Linked DNA regions of Mus musculus: region 1 is linked to region 2. The links are chromatin loops, found by intact Hi-C in ENCODE. Cell type or tissue: gastrocnemius. All regions are shown on one strand. Links, peaks and the distances in the headings refer to the core of each region. The heading gives the core; the rest is flanking DNA.

Evidence for each region. Peaks named below come from ENCODE experiments on the same cell type or tissue, not always from the same donor. Only the 100,000 strongest peaks of a DNase experiment are listed, where the experiment ranks them.
Region 1: it touches region 2 in a loop (2.1-fold over the local background); 2 of 42 quality-filtered maps call a loop at or near these places.

The regions. Positions count from the first base shown.
Region 1 is chr4:56,847,175-56,853,604 of GRCm38, reverse strand. Ctnnal1 (catenin (cadherin associated protein), alpha-like 1) reads left to right here. Exons shown (of 19, transcript NM_018761.3): 2 at 5,606-5,795. Among named protein-coding and RNA genes, the nearest start is that of Ctnnal1, 15 kb to the left of the region's middle. In gastrocnemius, for the core only: a CTCF peak has its summit at 2,745; a DNase peak (open chromatin) is centred at 2,752; H3K27ac peaks cover 471 bases.
Region 2 is chr4:56,897,929-56,905,940 of GRCm38, reverse strand. It overlaps Tmem245 (transmembrane protein 245), which reads left to right. Exons shown (of 18, transcript NM_001369260.1): 12 at 1,892-2,023; 13 at 6,513-6,635; 14 at 6,770-6,915. Among named protein-coding and RNA genes, the nearest start is that of Gm25053, 4.2 kb to the right of the region's middle. In gastrocnemius, for the core only: a CTCF peak has its summit at 4,048 (motif pointing right); a DNase peak (open chromatin) is centred at 3,928; H3K27ac peaks cover 390 bases.

The sequences.
Region 1 (6,430 bases), core at 1-5,000, 51 kb after region 2:
CCCGACCACCTAACTCTTGAGGGATATTTTCTACTTTCTGTGTTATTAAGGGTGATCTTCTGCCACTATAGAATAAGGATTCTTTCCCTCTAGTTTCTAGTGAGTTGCTTTTTTTTTTTTTGGGGGTTTTTTTTTTTTTTTTTCACCTAAAAAGAAAACCCCAAACCTGTGTGTGAGGGCTGGAGAAAGGAGAAAGGTGTGTGAGAGATTGTGTGTTATATGATACAATGTGGGTGTGGGTGTGAATGTGTACATGCATATGCTACAGTGTGTGTGTGTGTGTGTGTGTGTGTGTGTGTGTGTGTAGGTCAAAGGATAAGCTTGGATATCTGTTTTGTGTGTGTGTGTGTGTGTGTGTGTGTGTGTGTGTGTGTAGGTCAAAGGATAAGCTTGGACATCTGTTTTCACCTTTGGTCTTCTTTGCGACTGAGTCTTTTTGTTTGCCTTTTGGTGGGCTAGGCTAGCTGACCCATGATCTTTGAGACATTCCTATGTCTCTGCTTCCCATCTTCCATAGCAGTTTTGAGAATTTGAATGTCCTTTTTACTGCACTCAGCTTTGTGTGGGTTCTGGAATTCAAATTCAGGTCTTCACACACTTTACCTGCTGAGCCGTCTCCTTAATCCCTTCCCCACTTATTGATTGATTGATTGATTGATTTATAGTAGGCTTTTGCTTACACTACTCTTGTTGTGGTCTGAATATTGGTTTCCTCTCACAATTCTTAAACTGGAACTTAATCCCCATGGTAATGTTGGTAACAAATGAGGCCTTTGGGAGGCGATTAAATCATGAATGAGACTAATGCTTTAGGGTGGAACCCGAGGGAACTTGTTTGCTTCTTCTACCAAGTAAGACCCAGAAAGCACTACTCATGAGGCCGTGGCCCTCACCAGATACCAAGTCTTACGGAGGCCTCAGCCTGGGTTTTGCAGAACTCTAAGCAGTGAGCTCCTATCGGACCACCTGAAGGTATTTGTTTGGAATTCCAAACCGACTAAGAGTTTCCCCAAAGCTTCCTGCTTCAGTACAGTGCCCTCAACACTCCTGGGGTTCATTCCCCAAGGTCCGCTCAAAGGCAGCCCAATTCCAAAGTTACTCTCAAATTTGGGGTTTTGTTATAGCATCTCTCCAGATCCAGATACCAACTCTGGATTCCTATTTATCAATAGAGAGCAATGCCTTCATTAGTTTTCTATTAGTTTATTAGCTTAAACACCCTGATTAAAGCAAGTCTCGGGAGAAAGGGTTTATTTTAGCTTAAAGTTCTAGAAAGAATATAGTCTATCACGGTGAAGAAGAGTAAAGATGAAACAGGAAGAGGGACCAGGGCAGAGGCTCTCAGTGCCAGCCTGGTGTGGTACTGTACACCTCCAACCCTAAGTGGATCTCTGTAAGTTCCAGGCCAGTCAACGCTACATAGTGAGAGCCTGTCTCAAACAGACCAACGAGCTCAGTGGATACTCCCAGTGACACAGTTTTCTGCAGCAAAGTTTCTTCTCCTGCACCCGTGGCTCCTAACCCTCCTAAAGCTGTGACCCTTTAATATTGTTCCTCGTGTTGTGGTGACCTTACTTTTTGTTTTGTTATTACTTCGTAACTGTAATTTTGCTCCTGTTATGGATTGTAATATAAATATCTGATGTGAAGGATATCTGATATGCACCCCTGTGAGAGGGTCAGTTGATCCCCACAGGGGTTGTGACTCCCAGGTTGAAAGCCACTGTCCTAAAGTATCTATAATCTTCCCAAACAGTGCTACTAGATGGGGAATTAGTGTTCAAGCACACGCGCCTGAGTGTGTGTGTGTGTGTATGAGTGGGGGGAACCTCACATTCATACCTAGCAAATCACCCCAAATTTACTGTCTTAAAACAACAAAACATTTGTCTTATAGTTTCTGTGAGCTAAGAATTCTGTCGTAGTTTAGTTTATACAATGGCTCTGGACCAAAGTCCATCACAAAACTGAATAAAGGTGTTTGGCTGGGCCAATGGAAATGTAAAGGCTTGACCTGGCCTGAGGAGTCTGTTCCCACGTTCACTCTTCTGTCTGTTGAAAAACCCCAGTTCTGCTGCATCTGTGGCATCAATCTCTTACCTTGTAGGGCTCCTCATAGGATTGCTTTATGTGGGACAGCTGTGACAGGGTAGTGAGCTTCCTGTCCCTGTGATTGGTCCCAGAGAGACGGAGGGAGGAAGCAGAAACGCCAAACACATACACACACACACACATACACACACACACACACACACACACACACACACACACACACACACACACACACACGCATGTGTGCACTGAGAGAGAGACAGAGACAGAGACACAGAGAGAGTCACAGATCGAGACAGAGACAGACAGAAACAGAAATGCCCCATTAGGTCCACTGTCATCTCTGTATGAGAAGTGAGTTTATACTTGAGAAACAAAGTCCCCTTTTTCCTTGAGAGGTCTGAAGGAGTTCATGAATATGTTTCAGAATCACAGAGATTATACTACATTCCTGCTTACAAAACCTTTCTGTGTCTCCCAGTAATGCACAGAACACAACTTTGTTGGAGTAGAATCTCATTCTGTAGCTCAAAATGGCCTGCAGCTTAACAGTCCCTCTGCCTTAACCTCCCTGGAATCGCAGACATGCACCACCACGCCCAGCTCAAAACATGCATTCTTTGCTCTGCTTCCCAGCCTTCCGGGGGCAGCTGCTGGCTGTGCAGTCTTCCAGGGCCAGCTCCTGGCTGCCCCTCACTGGCCAGCTCCTGGCCGACTCTCACAGGCACTAGTTTGTGCCTGTCACTTTGCTCACTGCCTTCGTCACTCTGGCCTCACTTCAGTCCTTGACAGGACAGGCTCGCCCCCAGAGCCCCTCACCCCTCAGTTTCTGTTTTATGAAATCCATCATCCCTGAGGTTACCAGCCTGCTACTATCAAGTCCACTCTCTCAGAGAAGAAAGAGCAGCCAATCTCAGGAGGCTTCCTGGGCACAGTATCATGTTGTTATATTTTGCATAGAACATCCATTAAAATTATTTCTTTAGTACTGTGGTTCATCATTTGAATGTAGCACAGATCTTTTTTCATCATTCACTGTTTCCTCATTTTTTTAGTTTTATCTCATCTATGAAATATATTTTGTGATTGAATTGTTATTCTATTATACTGCAAACATTGGAGGTCGTATTGTTATGTCTCAATCACCCATGCATCCTGTCTTAGTTACTGTTCTATTGCTGAGCAGAGACACCACGAGCAAGGCAACTCTTATCAAAGTAAGCATTTAATTGGAGTTTGTTTATAGTTTCAGAGGGAAGCAGGCAGGCATGGCTCTGAAGCAGTGGATCGATAGCATCCAGACCCACAGGCTGCAAGGAGAGAGAGAGAGAGAGAGAGAGAGAGAGAGAGAGAGAGAGAGAGAGAGAGAGAGAGAGAGAGAGAGACTGGGCCTTCCATGGACTTTTTTTTTTTTTTTTTTTTTGGTTTTTCGAGACAGGGTTTCTCTGTGTGTAGCCCTGGCTGTCCTGGCACTCACTTTGTAGACCAAGCTGGCCTCGAACTCAGAAATCCACCTGCCTCTGCCTCCCGAGTGTTGGGATTAAAGGCGTGCGCCACCACGCCCGGCTCCATGGACTTTTAAAACCTCAAAGCCCATGCCCAGAGGCTCTAATAAGGCCTCACCTCCTAGACCTTCCACACAGTTCACCAACTGGGACTAAGCATGCAAATACAAGTCTATGAGCAACACACTTACTCAAGCCACCACACACTGAGGTCTTGGTATCTAACAGATACTAAACATTTGTTTTGAAATATTGCACTGAAACAATGCTGTAGATGAAAATAGTTAGTGGCAGGGCTTGGGAGAGATAGCTCAGTGAGGACAGCACCTGCACCACCAGCAGAAGGACTGGGTTCAGATCCCAGCACCAGTTAAAAACCAGATACAGTGGTTGGTGCACATCTGGAGTCCCAGTGCTAAGGAGGAGGATGGAGACAGAAGGATCCTTAGAGCCCTCTGGCCAGCCAGTCTAACTGAAGAATACTCTGGGTTCAGTGAAAGACCCTGTCTTAAATATGAGGTGGAGAGTCAGTGGGGAAGATACCCGAAATCAGCCTCTGGCTTCAACACATATGCTCACATACGTGTGCACATACGAACACACGTACACATACACAAAAATAAATTAGGGGCATTGATATATTTCTCTGCATCACTTAGCTCATCCCTCCTGGTGCCAGCAACCCCAAGGTTCAAAGTTAGACATTTCCATTAATCCTAAGCTCTTAATACCCTAACTTAAAAAATGCTTGCTACACAATGCTTTCCTCTTATTCTGTTTTGGGTCTTTTTAAAGTCTAAGTTTTATTTTATGTATGTGGATATTTTCTTGCATGTATGTTTGTGCACCATTTGTGTATCTGGTACCCACAGAGGCTAGTAGAGGGTGTTGAATCCCTGGGACTGGAGTTACAGACAGTTGTGAGCTGCCATGTGGGTGCTTGGAATTGAACCCAGGTCCTCTGGAGGAGCAGCAGTGCTCTTAACCAGTGCTCCATTACTTTTTGAGCCATCCAGTGTTTTGTTTGAGACTTTGTTATCATTTCATAAAAATTATTTCAAAAAGAAACTCAGTATACATTTAGTAGTTGGTATCTGTTTTTCAGCTAACATTTTAAAATAAATACTTTGCATGTGCAAATTGTACATGTGTTACTTTTCTAAGACATTTAAAAGATTCTCATTTGTTTTAATGATCCATACATGTCACCCTTTATATTTTACTTCAGGGCTTAAAACTAAATGATAGAACTCTTGGTATATCATGTATTTGGGGGCTTGAAGGACTAGATTGCACTGTTTTTTGTTGTTGTTGTTTTGTTTTTGTTTTTTCAGACAGAGTTTCTCTGTATAGCTCTGTCTGTCCTGGAACTCACTCTGTAGACCAGGTTGGCCTTGAACTCAGAAATCCTCCTGCCTCTGCCTCCCAAGTGCTGGGATTAAAGGCGTGTGCCACTACTGCCCGGGTAGCACTGGTCATTCAAAAGCTGTCAGTGAGTTCAGTAAACTTGTGTGGTCAAGTATCAATTTACATTGCTAGGGATCGAACCAAGGACCTCAAATGTGCCAGGCCAGTGCTCTGCCACTAAGCTACACCTCCAGTGCACACGTGCCATTATGTATAACCCATTTACTGTGTGAGCAGTGGAGTGGAATGCGGTGAGAGGTGCCTTTATGCAGAGCAGCTTAGGTAGAACCGAGGAAAATGTGTGCTGTGAGCCGGTGATTTGCCCTGCCGTGTTCTCAAGTCTTGAAGATTTGTTGGAAGATCTGGAGAGTCTCTGGAAGTGTATGTCCCAGATTACTGCCCTCAGGTGAACTTGTAATCACAATTAATAGAAGCATTGTCCTGGGAAATGATGCAAGATGCTCTGCTTCCTGGCCCCTGGCCTGCAAGGTCTAAGGCGAATGATTTGCTTGGTCTGATATGCTGGGTTTAATTTTCTTGGTCTTTGTGATATCTTTTTTAAAGTTTTATTTATTTATTTATTTTTAAGTATTGAGGTAAAAGTTTCTTCTTCTTCTTCTTCTTTTTTTTTTAATTTTCAGATCACCACACTTATAAACCATAAAGATAATACCAAAAAGTCTGATAAAACCCTGCAAGCGATTCAGCGTGTGGGACAAGCGGTCAACTTGGCAGTTGGAAGATTTGTTAAAGTAGGGGAAGCTATAGCCAACGAAAACTGGGATTTGAAAGAAGAAATTAACATCGCCTGCATCGAAGCCAAGCAAGCAGGTACCTGTGTATCCACCTTGTGTTCCGCTGCTTGCTTGCTGGTTTGTTTTGTGTGTGTGTGTGTGTTTGTTTGTTTGTTTGTTTGTTTTAGGAGGCAAAGTCCTTGCTGACCTGGAACTTCCTTTTGGTGGCCTAGCTGGCTTTGAACTCTGCTTCTGCCTCTGGCAAGCCATTTGAGTCCACACCCAGCTCTCATTTCCTTCTTGAGGCAGGTCTCACGCTTAGCCCAGGCTGCCCTCAAACACAGTCGGAGTCCTCCTGCCTCAGGCTCCCAAGTGCTGGTAGAATGGGTGACATCACTGCTCCCAGCTGTAAATATTTATTTTAGAGACTATTGCTATTTCATTATTCCAAATGTTATGGCAAGTATTTTTTTATTATTTATTTAATTTGAGGCAGTCTCACCAGGTAGCCTGGTTATCCTGGAACTCACTGTGTAAACCAGGTTGGCTTTTAACTTGGAGTGATCCTCTTGTTTCTGGATTCCAAATGCTAGGGTTACAGCTGTGTACCACTACACCCAGGAAAACTTAGGAATTTGTTTTCTAAAATGCTGGGGATTGAACCCAGGGCTGTTTTTTATGCTAAGCACTACCAAGCTACATCCCTGACAAAACACTTTAGGTTTACTTTGA
Region 2 (8,012 bases), core at 1,811-6,810:
TGCCTTGCCTGCCTGCCTGGATACTGCCATGCTCCCACCTTGATGATAATGGACTGAACCTCTGACCCTGTAAGCCAGCCCCAATTAAATGTCATCCTTTATAAGACTTGCCTTGGCCATGGTGTCTGTTCACAGCAATAAAACCGTAACCAAGACAAGGACTTTGTTAACTTTAGAGTTTCACTTCCCATTCCAGCAGTGAGAACTTAAGCCTTTGTTAGTGTCGGCTTCCATTGGTGGTTAGTTTCTTTGGCAAGCCCCGTAATCTCTGAGGTATCCTCTTCCATCATTTGCTCATCATGTAGTATCTTCCTCTGCAGTAGCTGTGTACAGTGCACATACAGAAGCCACGTCTGTTTGCTCATGGTGATGGGGATTGAGCCTGGCATCGTGTGTGTTAATAAGCACAAGGTCTGTCACTGAGCTGTTACACTCCAAGCTTCTACAAGCCACGTAGGTGGTATTTTTCTAGTAGCTGCATTAAATAACTAAACACAAACAAGAATATTAACTAAAAATGGATGAGATTAATTTTAATAATATTCATTTAATTCAGGTTTTCCACTGTCATTTCAGTATATACTTTATAAAATAAATTCAGTATACAACCAAGTCTTTGAACTCTTTCAAGTGTGATTTGCACTAGCAGCACAGCTCAGATTTAGTGTGAGCCATATTTTAAGTGATCAGTAGCCACCTGTGGTTAGTGGCTATTGTTTGGAACTAGTGAATTCTAGACTTTGAAAACCTTTCTGTTTGAGGAGACAGAAATAGATCTAAACTTGAGAAACTTTCCCTTCCAGACTGTTTTTTGTGTTGCTTATACTTACACACTCTAACTTTAGAGTTTATGGTAGAACGAGCGTGGCTTCTACTCTGTATAAACAGCGGAATCTGCTGAGCCGGTTTTTAGGCCATGTTATATGAACAGTGGGTGCAGAGCTGCTGGTTTTTTCCCAGGGTTAACTTGAAGAGAAGAAGAACATGCCAGAGGAGGGTGGCCGAGTTTGAGTTTCTTGCTTAACAAGAATGTGACATGTTCTACATGGTGTGGTCTTTCCCTGAGATGAGGGAATAATAATGACTTCCGTGGATAAGACTTGAGAGTTAAAGCTAACAGTGGTATGTGAGCTAAAGTATTTCATTGTGTCTGAGGGGCTAAGCAGTTAGAAAGGTCTCATTCGGTTTTTGTGCTCACTCTAGATCTTCTTAACATGTAGCTTTTCTTGTCATTCATCCTGTTTGAGCCCCATTTTTTTTTTTGTTGGAGGGCCAGAGACTTGAAGACAGATGTGTACATGGGAAAACTGGGTGGTGGTCTCTCCCTCTCGCATGTAGCAGACTCTAGAGCATCTGCGCTCAGGAAGAAAGGAAGGGCACACAAAATGTTGACTTGCCTCTGAATTTCAACCTCATTTTGTCTGCTCGTTTCCCTTTCAAATTCAGTGCTTCCTGCCCATGTAAATTTTTTGCAGACAGACAAATTAGATCCCACACCCCTTCTTGGCTCTGTGTTAGTTTCTTCTCTTTCTGCTCTTACATTATTACATAGTGTATATAATTAAGAATGGAGAAAGAGGCAAAAGTAGGAGGTCAAGAGAAGGTAGAGGCGCTGAAGGAAGTGAAGGTTTACATGCACCCTCTGGGTGCTGTGAGTTCCTGGTTAGGAGAGAAGCAGTTGTGTCGCCATTCACAGTACCTGGAATGCGAATGCAGAAATGCTGAACTACTAGTCTTTAGGTGGAACTCTAACTTAATATCTTAAATTTGCAAGGATTTTCATAGGCGAGTACTTACTGAATTATTTTAAACAGGTGTAAAACAAAAGAGGCATTTATCCTTTGGACGTGTTAAAATGGGAGTTTCACATGTCACTGGCCTTGTTCCATAGAACGTGACACACTCTGGAAGGCACAAAGGGCACAAGATGCATGTGAGCCGTCAGAACAGCTGGCTGGGAGATATTTTGGACTGGCAAGATATTGCCTCTTTCGTTCATGAGAACATCGAGACTTTTCTTTCGGTAAGATGGAGTGGTTACTGTTGGTTGACTTAACCCAGCTTTTCTTACCTCAGTGTCTTCAGCTGCCCTGTTTTTAGTACCATGGAATGCATAGGCTTTGATTAAACCAGAAAGCTGTCCAGAAGCTGAGTCTTGAGGTCTGGCTCAGAACACCCGAGAAACGCTGACTCCTGAAACACGTGAACAAGCCTGTGGGCTCAGGATCACCAGAGTGCCCTAAGCTGGACATTACAGACAGACCAGGTTTTCTGGTTGGTAAAGCCCTTGATATGTGGAAGTAGGGTGGGCATCACTAGAGGGGCAGTAAAGGCTGCACCAGCTGGCCTCCCACTGACCCCGTCCGCCTTGCATCCTACCCCATTGTTGAACCTTAATCACCACCTTCATTCCCCAGAGCCGCTTTGCCAGGTGTCTTGGCATGTAACTTCAGAGAAGATTTTTCTTGTGAATGAACATGTGACTCTCATCAAATTAACAAGTTTAGAGGTACTCACAGTACTAAGGTCTAAGGAATTCAGGCTGAGTGGAATGATCCAGGAGCATAGCTGGACGCCGCCCGCCCGGGTGAGACTCAGGACTAGCTGTCTGCTGCTGGACAGCCTTCTCTGGTGGTTGCCTCTGGATTGTCAAAGTGATGTTTATCATGCTCTTTCTTGTTTTGCCATTTTAGATATTATCTTTTGGCTTCCAAATATGGAAGATGAAGGTAAAGATGTGACTTTTTCCAAGCCTTCGGTGCTCTCTGACACTCTTGGGTTTCTCACCTCTCCCTCAGCCCAGCCACCTCCCTGCACTCCCATGCTTTTCCTCTCAGCCGAGGTGCTGTCACAATCTGAAATGAAATCTGAAAAGTCATGTCTTTCATTTTCTGTGTTCTAATTAACAGCTTAATTAATAGGGACTCACTCTGTTTCCCAGGCTGTCTGTGAACTTGTGGCTTCAAACAATCCTCCTGCCTCAGTCTCCAAGCACCTTATATTACAGGCACTTGACAGGGTCCCCAACTATTTGTGTTGATAATCTCTTCCCTCTGCTTTACTAGCCCAGTGGTTCTCATTTTCGTGATACCATGAACACACTTTAATGTGTTAAAAGTACTATTTTCTGAGGCTCAGGAAATGGCTTAGTTGAAAAAGTCTTTGCTGTACAATCATGAGGACCTGGATTCAGACTCTACATCTGTGTAAAAGTCAGAGGTGGTGGCATACACCTGTAACCCCAGTGCTGAGCGGGGGTCGGGGGTGGGTGGGATGCAGAGACAGGCAGCTCATCTGGCCATGCTGGGCGGCCAGTCTGTCTGATAGATGCGCTCCAGGTGCAGTAAGAAGCCTTGCCTTAAAAAATGACGTAGAGCGTGAATGAGGAAGACCCCTGATGTTGACCTCTGGCCTCCATTCTCATGGATACACAGGCACATGTGATCTACACATGAATGTCCGCACACAAGTACCTAATTTATATCATGCTAAATGTTTTGTAAATGTTTTCTAATTTAACTCCCCTCAAGTTCCTTAGAGAACCAATAAAATTGTTCTTGTTTTAGTCACAGACTCAGTGTATTAAAGCAGTTAACACGCACTCAGTTTTCTTTTCTGGTTGAGGAATGGGGTTCTTACAGAGCATGCATTATCTTCTAGAACACGTTTCCTCCTCGGGAGAGCTTGGATCTCTTTGTTTCACGATTTGCCTTATTTGTCTCCTGTCCTGAGTTTTGAGGCATGGTCTTCCTAGGCCTGGAAGCTTCACAGAGCTGCACCTGCCCCTGCCTCGAGAGCAAAGGCGCCAGGGTTTGCTGCACACGGGGTTTGCTTTGGTCTCCTCTGATGTTTTGGCAGGTTCCCCAGCTCTCCCCAGGGTGCTTCAGAAGACATAGAGCTCCCTACACTCAGTTCTACACCCTTACTTGCTGCTTGAGTATAGTTTACCTTATTTAGTATTGATGTTCAGCCTTTCTGAATAATTTTAAAGATATATTTTTATTGTCCTTATGAGTGTTTTCCCTGTATGCATGTATGCAGTCCCTACAGTGGCCAGAAGAGGGCATCAGGACCTTTGGAATTGTAGATAACAGATGGTTCCGAGCCCACTATGTGGATGCTATGAACGGAATCTGGGTCCTGTGTAAGAGCAGCCAGTGCTCTTAACTGCTGAGCCATTTCTCCATATTCCCTGACTAGATTTTAAGTTCTTTATTACTACTTTAGAATAGAGCCTGGTGTTAGATTGTCAACTAAACTAATACAAGGAGGCACATTATAGCTTCTCTTTATTATTTTTATACTTTAAAGAGCAGTGGCAGAGCTGAAGTGGCATACTGAGACTTCCTTGTGCAGTTCATTTCCTATAAGGCTAGAGCAGGAAAAGGAACCAGAAAGGCTCAGTGGAGCTTATAGCCAGTCTCTGGGCTCCTAGTCTGACAGGAAGGTAACCCCATCTTTGTCGGAAAGAGTTCTGTTCATATTTTGACCCCTGAATCCTTGCAGTGTTCTGTTTTTGTGCTTCCTGGGTTCTGTAGAATGACACTCAGAGGGAGGTTGGATGGTGGTGGACTCGGGAGGGAAGCAGCGAAGCAGGAGGATGCTGAGGCCGCTTGTTCGTTCTAACTGCCCTGCCCTCTGTGACCAAGTTGCTTAGCTGCTTGTGAGTCTCCTCTGGGCTTACATTTCATGGCCGGGGACTCTGTTTGAGGCATCTTTTGGTTATGTTGCCACTATTGAATAAATTAATGCCAGCCCAGCTCATGTTTGCCATTTTTGAGTTGGGATGCAGTTTTACCTCTACAAATCGGTTGCGTTTTTGAATTTCATGGGCTTTCTTCCTGATCCCGCCTTTGCTAATCCCTCCTTTCTAAGCCTGCTGATTAAACTCAAACTCTACTTTGATGATTGAGTGAACATTCCAGCACTGTCCTCTGTGTTGTCTCTAGTTGATCTCTTTTCAAGTAAAAAGGGTTACTTGGTTGTTGTTGGAGACTCCCAGTCTACAATTGCTGTATTCTGGTAATTTCTTAAGAGTTTTCTATTTGTGTGACTTAGAAACTATGTAAATTTTTTGATTAAAAATTCCAGAGTGACTGGGGCCCCAAAAGTATGCTTGCCAAATTACAAATACAGGCATTGTCTCTTAGAATTGGTGGCTTTGTTCATTCATTCTTTATCCCACAAGGTCAAACAGTTAATGGTGCATATTTTTGTAGGCACAGTGAAGCATTTTCAAGATTTTTTTGTAAGGAGTTTTTGTAAATGAAGCCTGCCTGTTGAATTCTCATATAAAGACTAAGCTGAGGCTTGCAAGACATTCTGAAGGCATAGAATGTCCCTTATAAATTGTGCATTTGAGGTAGAAAAGGAATGGCAACCCTTGCATAGACTGCATGTCATAATATGAGCATGCGACTGGACCAGAGCTACTGCCTTAGAAAGGTACCAAAGAGAACTGCAGATGTCAGGGTTCTGGTGCTAGCTGCAGCAACCCTTTGTGACTGAGCTCGTGTCTATAAAGCTATCCACATTGCTTCCCTCACAGCACTGTCCTGGGAACATTCAGTAGCTGGCAGAACTCGTCCTCCTGACCCTTTTGGTTCCTGTTTCGTTAGGAGGAGGGACCCACTTGGGAAGAACAGACATTATAAGGGGTTTTAGTTGATGAAGGCACAAGAAATGAAACGGAGACCTGAGAAGACATTGACATCTCTCTTTGCTCATGTTTTACCAACAGTGTACACAACCAACTTGATAACTGCTTCTCTTCAATTTATAGGTGATAGTGAGCTTAGTCTGTCCCAGGAAAGGCTCTGTCATTGATCCTTGCCTCTTCATTATTTTCATTGTTGATTTCAAGACTTTGGAATAATACATTATATTTATAGTTGAATCAGAGTTAGAGATGGAAAGGATAGAGGGTAGTTAGCTAATCTAATGCGTGACCTACACTTACAGCCCTCCAAAGTAAATAGATCCACAGAGAGATCACGTATTCTTCTGTAGACATACATATATTCTGTTTTTATAGTTAAAATTCATAGAATATATAAAAATCCTGTGTTTTAAAGAGAGCATAATAGAAGCTGGCCATGGTTGTGCATACCTTTAATCCCAGCATGTGGGAGGCAGAGGCAAATAAATCTCTGTAAGTTCGAGGCCAGCCAGGTCTATAAAGGGAGTTCCAGGGTAGCCAGGGCTGCTCCACAGAGAAACTCAGTTTTGAGAAACCAAACTAACCAAATAAAACCAGCATAATAGAGTGAAATGTCTATGATAGTTGCGGTACTATTTTAAGTGTTATTTGGAGTGGATTCATTATAACTACTTAGCCATTTTCTTTACTATTGAACTAGATGTTTTGGGATTTTTTTCTGCTTATAAAGCAGGCAGCAGTTTTTACGTTTTCCACTATGGCTAGTAAGACAGTGCCCTAAAAGCACACTGTGTGGCTACGGCTGTCCCCTTTATGAGGATTTGTGTTGACCCCAGCTGTCCCTCTCCGTCAGATCCTGGAGTCTCTGTGGATTGTTATGAGCCGGAACGTGAGCCTGCTGTTCACCACAGTCACCACCCTGCTGACCATCCTCTTCTACAGTGGCACTGCCCTTCTCAACTTCGTGCTGTCTCTGGTAGGTACATTTAGACAGCACCCATTGTATTCCCTTATGGATTACAGCATTTCCTGGGCTCTGTTTTTGCGCATGTATAGCTTTTATACGCTCATAAATGTGATTTTTAGGAGATCCTGTCCTTTGTTTTGCAGATAATTTTCCTGACCACACTGTTTTATCTGTTAAGTTCCAGTGATGAGTACTACAAGCCAGTGAAGTGGGTGATCAGCCTGACACCACTTTCTCAGCCAGGCCCTTCCTCTAACATCATCGGCCAGTCTGTGGAAGAGGCGATCAGGTAGGGACAAGAGCATGCTGTTCTTACTAGCGTCCCGTGGCATCCCGGTTACCTTCCTTGTATTCATAGAAACATTCAGTGTGGAAGTAGTGAAGGATGCCAGTGCTTTCAAGACCTTTATCTTACTTTAAGAAGGTCCTAGGAGCAGAGCACATGCTTTGAGGGAAAGTTCCCAGGAGTTTGTCACTCTATTCTGCTGCTGTGATTTACAAAGACCTGATATGTGTTCACAGATCGGCTTTAGTCCGGTTTCCATAACCTTGGCATTTGCTCAGGAGAACGCCTCCTCCTCCCACATTGTCTTTACCTCCTGGGGCCCTTCTCTGACTTCAGGACCCTCCTGTTTTGTCTCTCTTGTTATGTTCAACTGACCCAACAGTTGTCTGTGTCTGTGTGAAATGCCCTCAGCTTTTCTCCCCATTCCTACTCAGGAAGCCTGGGGAAGGTCTTTATTAATGATGAAAATTGCAACAATAGGTTATCTTTTGTTTATCTGCTTTTTAAAAAGTCTTTTGTAATCATTGTTACCCTAAAAGGAAAAGGGAACAAAACAGACAAAACCCCTCTCTTCCCAGTAGCATAAAAATAGCCTTTGAGAGGCTGGCAGCCATCTTGGTCAGTCTTCAGTCTGGCTGAGGCAGAGCTGTCCGGGAGGACAGGTGCATTGCCCAGGAAGATCCTTTAAAGGCCAGCTCTGCTCTAGCTTTGCACTGTTGCCCTTCTCATAGAAGCTTCACCTTCTGCTGTGTCCCTACTGCGCTTTCTACAGGGAGCAGCTTTCTGACTGACATCAAGGTGCTTTTATGCAAGATACTTCTGCACCCTCCCCAGCCCAGGATCCCCTCCCCTCCCCTCCCCTTCTCTCCCCCCCCCCCTCTCTCTCTCTCTCTGTCTCTCTCTCTGTCTCTCTCTCTCTCTCTCCTGACTCTTCCTTTGCCACCCAGGCTGGCTTTGAACTGGATATCTCCTGTCTCTCTCTGTTTCCTGAACGCTAGGGTTACTAGGATTACGAATGCACACTACCATGCTAGGCCTTGTCACTTAACATTGGCACTGTCGTCCTGTTGGATCTGAAAGCTGATGGGTGGGTTTGGATG